Regions from separate parts of the Mus musculus genome. Here regions 2 and 3 are each linked to region 1. The links are chromatin loops, found by intact Hi-C in ENCODE. Cell type or tissue: gastrocnemius. All regions are shown on one strand.

Region 1 (2,500 bases):
TGTCCCCTTCCTGCCTGTCCCCTGTTCTCTAAATTTTGTTTCCCTGCAACTTTTTTTTTCTTCTTTTCAGAGCTGTGAGTGGAGCCCAGGACATTTGCACATCTCTTCCCATATGCTAAGCAGACGTTCCACTGCACTGTGGTGACCGTGTGGACTGTGTAGTAAGCCTGCCCACATATCCCATATATTGTGCTTGTTTCATTTGATATATGTCCCCCTCCACTCTTGGCATGTCAGTTCTGTGAGATCACAGACTTTTGCCAATCCTCAGTGAACACGTTGACTAGGAAGGGGAATGAGCATTTAGAACCCACTAACATCAGCACCGACACTGAGGAGGACGGCCAGGGGCCAGCACGTCTTAGCAGGAGCTGACCCACAGCCGGAATGTGTGATTACAAGTAATGGTGGTTAGGGATGGGCGAGGGGTCAGTGGGGTTGTGGCCCCTGGTTCAGATCTGTCCCATTCCATTCTGGCTGTAGGGGTGTGTGTGTGTGTGTGTGTGTGTGTGTGTGTGTGTGTGTGTGTGTGTGTGTAAGAGAGAGAGAGAGAGAGAGAGACAGAGACAGAGAGACAGAGAGAGACAGAGAGAGACAGAGACAGAGAGACAGAGAGACAGAGAGACAGAGAGACAGAGAGACAGAGAGACAGAGAGACAGAGAGACAGAGAGACAGAGGAGAATGAAGAGACCCGGGAAGTCTACTCATCTGAGCAATGCGGCTTGAGCCTCCCTACCCGAGCTTCTCAACTTTGGCTTAGGAGAAGCCCTGACCAACACGGAAGGGACACAATGTAGAGAAGGGACTGTACCCCACACAGGCACATGCTATGTGCCAGACAGATTCCACGTGCTGGCTCTTCATCACCGCCCATTTTACAGATGATGGAAATTGAGTCTCAGGTCAGGGCAGTACATTTCACAGACGGTCAAACTGAGGTTTGAGCTGGCTCTCCAGTTTTCCTGCTATAGACATAGAAAGCAAAGTGGAAGAATTTACACCTAGGTCTCTGCCGCCTTGAATTTCTACCTCCTCTAGAGGTGACTGAAAGACCAGCTATGCCTAGCTAGTGAGCCATAGAGCTGGTGTTCTTCAAAGGGGTCTCTGAGGGGATAGTGCTGAGTATCAGGATGTTGTGGGGCAGCTTGGATCCTGTGCAGCTCCAGCCCCGGGGTAAATCCCACACCCATTGGGCATGGCATCCTCAAGGCCTTCTTAGGGGTCAGGGACAGCTCTCCTCAGCTCCCGCTGGCTGGCAGCTCCCTCTGCTGGACCCAGCCCTGAGGAGGAGCTCAGACACTGGGACGCCGCCGCTGCTGTCTGTCTGTCTGCACTTGGAGGCTGACTCTCCTTCCACTATGGGAGTGAGGGAGTCACATGCCGGGCACCTGTCGGGTCTTCAGGTTATCTGTTGAGGAGATCTACACGGAGGATGGATTTGGGGTGATCTGAGCCCCTCCTAGAGAGGTTGAGTACAGAGGGGCTTTGAATGCTGGTGCCCCTCTACCCACTCCAGAGGCAACAGTTATGTCTGCAGATGAGTGCAAGCCAGGCTGGCTCCCCATCAGACTGGAAACTCCCTGTGTCTAAGTTTAAGTGATTCCTTCTTCAGGCCAGGAGCCCCTGAGCTGTAGTCCCGCTCAGCTCCATAGACCAGCAACTGAGCCCCTAGGCTGGCAATCCCACATAACCTCTGGGACAGCCTTGGCCTTGGCCTCCTGGCTCTCACACACCTGTCACTGTCACTTGACACCCCCAAGGCACTGGGAAGCAGGGGTGTGTCCCACCCTGACCTTGGTCGCCCCTGAGGTGATACAGTGGAAAGGACCTGAAGGAGCGGGCCCAGGATGGGACGTGACTGCGCCCCTGAACTTGGGCTGCAGGCTTGATCATAGGGAAAGTGATACCTCAGGGAGGTGGAGTGCCCGGTGACATCAGCGTACGTGACTGTCAGCCCAGTTCTATCTGCCACCACCCCCGCCGCCACCGCAGTGTGCCTGTGGAGTACACTGACCTTCAGAGGCAAGCCCAGAGTGCTATCTGCATGTACCCTTCAAGGACAGGCTTGTCCCCAGGGTGGGGCCCACTCTTTGACTCCCCATCCTCTAAATGAAGACTTTGGGGTCCAAGGAACCCCCTAGCCTCAAGCCCTGTCTTGCCTGGGCTCCTGGATCAGGAGCTAGCCGTGTGCTGGGTGACTCTGCTGCTGGCAGTCCTGCCCCGAGGGGACCGATCGCTCCCTTGGCTCTATTAGACCTTTCTCCTGAGTTCCTGGCAAGCTCCTGGTGATTGGAGGCCAGTGTAGAGGGCACCTGGCACCCCACCCCAGGGCTGCTGACTGAGCTTGCAGGCCTAGATCCCCGAGGGACAGCTAGGACAGGCAAGGCTGGATGACCCAAGGAAGCAAGTTCAACGACTGTGGATAACCATCTCATGCTTCAAAAGTGCCTTCTCAGCCCCCATAGCTGCTAGAGCTCTTTCTTGTGGTCCCTCCGGAGC
Region 2 (2,500 bases), 280 kb before region 1:
AGACCTTTTAGGTTTATTTCTCCTTCCTATCATCATTCTATTTCCTATGTCCTTTGATAACTCTCTATTTGCTGATATCCAACCCACTTTGGTACCAGCCCTCCTCCCCGTCATTATGTAGCAGGAGGGTCAGAAGTTTAATGTCATCCTTGGCTACATAGTAAATTCTAGGTCAGCTGAGCTATATGAAACATTATTATTATTATTATTATTAAATTTGAGACAGGGTTTCTTTGTATAGCCCTAGCTGTCCTGGAACTCACTCTGTAGACCAGGCTGGCCTCAAATTTGCAGAGATCCACCCGCCTCTGCTTTTCAAGTGCTGGGATTAAAGACACATGCCATCCACTCAGCCAAAATATGGATTTTATATGTACACATATATAATTTCCAGGTTCCTGACAAGCTTTGGTGGGAAGAGCTAAGGAGGCTTAAGGGAAGGCCCGTGATCAGAAGGCAGTGTTCACAGGTGGACAGAGAAGGGACAAGCAAACCTGCAGGTTCCTGTCTTAGGGCGACTCACAGGGCTAGGGACGATGGTTCTGAGCAGCTGGTTCCACCACACGGAGGCACCTGAGCCAAGTCACCTTGAGTGTGGGCTTACAGTGATGGGGAGGTGGCTTCTGGGACTCGTTGGCAACAGAAGGAGAATGACGAGGCCGGGATGGCTCTCCTTATCAGACACACTCTGGCTTCCTTCCAGACTCTTCTAGTGAGAGCTGAATGAGCCGCTGGGCGCCTCTCCTGCCTAGCAGATGCAGTGGTGATGACCTGTGCAGAGTCAGGACTAGAACCCTTGGATACCATGCCTGGCTAGAGGGGTGGAGTCTGTAGATCTTTAGCTCTTTCTACTTAGGGAGGAACATTGCTTTCTGAGTCTGAAGCAGTCATTCAAGATGGCTCAGGTCACCTCTAAGCAGGTGTGAAGTGGGCCTTGTCCTGGGGTCTCTGTTCCCTGTGCCCACAGAGATAAGCCCAGAGCTCACAGCTTCTCTCTGAGTGGAAGAGAACAGAATGGAGAGGGATATTGCCTGAGGCTAATATCTTGGCAGTGAGCTGCTGTGTGATGTCCTGGGATGGAAAGTTTTGTAGGGATGGATCCCTGGCAAGATCCTCCTCCTGATGAGTGCTAAGACTTCCTGGCTGCGGGCTTGCACCGGAAGACAGGTGGGGCAGTACGCAGGGCAGCCAGCTTCCTCACCTGGACTCTGCCATTCAATACTCCTTAACCTTTCCGCTCTGTCAGCAGAGCATGGAGCAGCTGCTGCGTGCCAAGTTCTTTTGGTGCCCTTGGAATGAGAAAGACAACGCTCTTAAGTCAGGAAGGTTTGAGCGCAACCAGGAGAAGCTGAAAAAACAGAAGTTATACTGGAAGATGTTGGAGGGTAGGATGGGGTGGGGGTGCGCACAGAGTAGGCAGCAGAGGCAGCAGGTGGCCGGGGTCCCAACAAAGAGTACTCAGTGCAGTGCCCAGTTTGGGCAGCAGAGGGCAGCAAGAGTCCTGCAGCCAAGAAATTGACCTTTAAAAGCTGCTGGTGGTTAGTGAGGACAGGGAGCCTGAAGAGAATGGGCAGTGTGGCATCAGCTTTATGGGGGTTCGTGCAGATGGCTCCTACGTCTTTTAGAAGCGATCAGAGGACCCTACCCCTACCCCATTGTTTACTTATATTGGAGGCTGCACCAGGGGTGTCCTTTTTCTCTGTCCCCACTCTGAGAGGATTGACTCTACCTTGTGGTAAAGAGAATGGTGGCTTTCAGGAACTTACAGCCATTTTTTTTTAAAGATTTATTTATTTATTATATAAGTACACTGTAGCTGTCTCCAGACACTCCAAAAGAGGGCGTCAGATCTTGTTACAGATGGTTGTGAGCCACCATGTGGTTGCTGGGATTTGAACTCCGGACCTTCGGAAGAGCAGTCGGGTGCTCTTACCCACTGAGCCATCTGACCAGCCCATTTTTTTTTTTTTTTAAATTTCATTTTACCTGTATGGGTATTTTGTTTGCATGTATATCTGTGTACTACACATATGCCTGGTGCCTATGGAGGCCACCATGGCGCTGGTGTTAGATGGTTATTAGCCATCACGTAGGTGCTGGGAATCAAATCTAGCTTTGAGCCATCTACCCAGGCCTTCCCGGCCATTGCTTAGTGTGATGACCTTTAGGGGTTGAGACGTAGGATACCTGCTGCTCCCTCGACAGTTTGACCTGAGCCTGGCCCTTACTCTCTCTGGCATTGGGAAACCCAGGAAGACCTCCTGCCAACTGCAGAGGCTCAGCTGCTGAGTTCCAGGCTGGATCTTCTCCCCAGTCTCAGTACAGGTCTCTGGAGAGGAAGCCAGGTCTGAGGAGGCCTGGGGCTGTGAACTGATCCACTGGATCATTCCTTCAAAGGGCTACTACCACAGTTGTCTGGGCCTGGTTTTTCCATATTTACAGTTGAGATGGAGGTGAAGGTGTCAGGTACACACTGTGTGTCTGCTCACACACACACACA
Region 3 (2,500 bases), 59 kb before region 1:
AGTGTTGTGAGCCAGTGCTATGCCTGTCAGACCTGGTAGACTACCTGCTGGTCAGGGTCTTGCTGGATGTGGGCGGAGTAGGTCATGGTGGGCCAGGCATCCTCTCACTTTCGTAAGTGTGACCAAGTCCCTATAAATCATCTCAGGCCAGAATTCTTACTCCACTGTCCCTGCCCTGGCCACAGCTACAGTAAGGACTGTCACCGCCTCTCCTTTGTCCTGTGCTTCTGTTGTGCTGGGAACATAGGCAGGACTATATGAGCCTATGCTCACAGCCATCCTCCAAGGCTTTAGGAGAGACAGTTTCCCAGAAGAGGAGGCTCAGAGGGGGGAAAGCATCAATCGCTTATGACACTTTGCCATGTAGTGACAGGGCAGAGCAGGATCTAACTCCTTTCAATCCACGGTGGTGAAAGATATGTTGGGGGGGGTTGAAGTGGGTAGGGGTAGGGGTCAGGGAGTCTGGGGACCAACAGCAGTGATTGGTCATGCCCTGAGGGGGGCGGGGGGAGGACTGGCATAGAAAACGCATCTTGGAAGCAACCCACTGCCTGCCAGGCTCCCCTCAGGCTCTCAGCCCCAGGCTGTGTCACAGACTTCACAGTCAGCCGAAGTCTAGGGGCTGCAGGTAGAGGTACCCCAAGACTTCCTTACTTCGGGTCTTCTAGCTCTTGGTCTTTGTCCCAGATGAAGCTGGGTACCCCTTCCGGCCTGAGGGTTGTGAGACCCAAAAGGGTAGGACCGAACCTAGAAAGGAAACATTATCTGAGGAGAACCAGAAGCCTGGCCGTGTGGTGGGAAGACTCAGGTGTGTTAGCAGGCCTCTTCCCAAAGCCTTGGGCAGGCAGCAAGCTCAGAAAAGCCCTCTGCCGCTGTGTGGTCCGTTTCCACAGCACTCAAATGTCCCTCTTCTTTCTGCTCCCTCATTCTCTTTGTGTTTCCAGTCCTTTCAACATTTTATGTACAGAGGCTGGTATGGTGGTACACGCCTTTAATTCCAGCACTCAGGAGGCAGAGGCAAGGGATCTTTGTGAGTTCGAAGCCAAGCCTGGTCTACACAGTGAGTTCCAGGACAGCCAGGGCTCTGGTACACAGAGAAACCCTGTCTCGAAAAACAAAAGCAATCTGCTGTCATGCCTCATCAACCTCCTCATTGTCTCTCTGCTTCTCTCCAGCCTCTGGCTGTTTTTGTTTCCCTCGTGGTCAGCCATGTCTCCCTGTCTGTCTGTCCCCTATCTGCCTGCCTTTCTCCTGGTGTCCGACCTTTCCTCTGCCTCAAGTACTATCTGTTTCCCTGCCATTCTCTCTCTGAGTCTTTGTCTTTTTCCTCTTATTATTCTGAGACATGACGGTGTCTTAACCCAGCGGGGACAACACGTTCCACAGACAAATTACTTAACCAAAGTGAAGAGGAACGTGCTTCAAGCAGGGCTTCAAGCTCCTGTGTCTTGCCCTGTAATGTGCACTCACGTGGTGGTAGGGGATGCTGGGGGGGGGGGGGATCGTGGGAGGCGTGGCAGGAGGCCAACCAGTGCGCATGCGCGTCCTGGTGGGAGGGGCTCCAGGCTGGCTGCAGAGGGCAAGCGTGGAAGTGCTTTGTGCCCACCTGCTCAGGTGGCTTTCAGGAGCATGTCTTTCTTCCCAAGCTACAGCCAACCCTTTGATCCCCTGGGACATGAAAGCAGCCATCTGTATTGGCCATTCCTATAGGTAGAGGAGCGTGGAGGGACAGGGAGAGAAGCTGAAGGTTGGCCAGCATCTACAGCTTGTACGAACAGTGTGGCCTCCTAAAGTCCATCCTTTATCCCGCAGGGAACGGCCCTGGACGTAAGCCCTTCCACTGAGCTTGTAGGTTGGGGCAGTACTACCACTTTGTGTGGGCAGTAGCCATAACTGACTGACTAGCTGACTGTTCTCAAGATCAAATGGGGAGGAAGTGTTGTAATGCAGAAGCCTGCAACGGGGCTTGTTAGAACAGAAGGTCGCTGTGAACAAGCAGAGACACCCGAGTCCACGTGGCTTTGTAAGTCTTCAACCTCGCGCTCCCTGCCCCCCCCCCCCAACCCCTTCCCCACCTCGGGGAGTACACCTGCTGTCCTCATAACAGGCCTTTCGTGCCTTTCTGTGATCTAATTTTCAACTCGCTTTGGCAGACTTCAGAACCTTGGTCTTCTCCAAGCCTAGAGATGCAGAAGAGATGGTGATCTACTTGACCGTCTCATGAGCAAAGAGACTGAGTTTCAGGGAAGCCGAGGTCAGTCAGTTAAGTGGGCCTAGAAAGGGCAATGAGTGGTTCATTTTGCAGATGGGGAAGTAGAGGCAGGCAGCAAATGAAGGCAGGACCTGAGCTTCTACTCTAAGCTGTTTCTTCTAACCCACAGCACAGGATAACTTTCTCTGCTTACACACTGTATAAATGTAGTTTTAGAGCCACCTGCCTTTCACGGGGGACTCAGAGAGGCCTGGGGGGCAGCTCTGGGGAGCTGAGCCTGTATTAGTT

Evidence for each region. Hi-C counts contacts between places; a loop is a spot of excess contacts. Peaks named below come from ENCODE experiments on the same cell type or tissue, not always from the same donor. Only the 100,000 strongest peaks of a DNase experiment are listed, where the experiment ranks them.
Region 2: a loop joins it to region 1, with 5 times the contacts of the local background. A loop is called at or near these places in 13 of 42 quality-filtered maps.
Region 3: it touches region 1 in a loop (2.2-fold over the local background); 2 of 42 quality-filtered maps call a loop at or near these places.

What each region holds. Positions count from the first base shown.
Region 1 is chr17:45,847,552-45,850,051 of GRCm38, reverse strand. No RefSeq gene overlaps it. Among named protein-coding and RNA genes, the nearest start is that of Gm35692, 20 kb to the right of the region's middle. In gastrocnemius, a CTCF peak has its summit at 1,265 (motif pointing left); a DNase peak (open chromatin) is centred at 1,271; H3K4me3 peaks cover 975 bases; H3K27ac peaks cover 1,799 bases.
Region 2 is chr17:46,131,248-46,133,747 of GRCm38, reverse strand. The region is part of intron 4 of Rsph9 (radial spoke head 9 homolog (Chlamydomonas)); the gene reads left to right. Among named protein-coding and RNA genes, the nearest start is that of Rsph9, 12 kb to the left of the region's middle. In gastrocnemius, a CTCF peak has its summit at 1,475 (motif pointing right); DNase peaks (open chromatin) are centred at 605 and 1,480; H3K27ac peaks cover 2,045 bases.
Region 3 is chr17:45,906,786-45,909,285 of GRCm38, reverse strand. No RefSeq gene overlaps it. Among named protein-coding and RNA genes, the nearest start is that of Gm41584, 23 kb to the right of the region's middle. In gastrocnemius, no CTCF peak of the experiment used is centred here; a DNase peak (open chromatin) is centred at 1,556.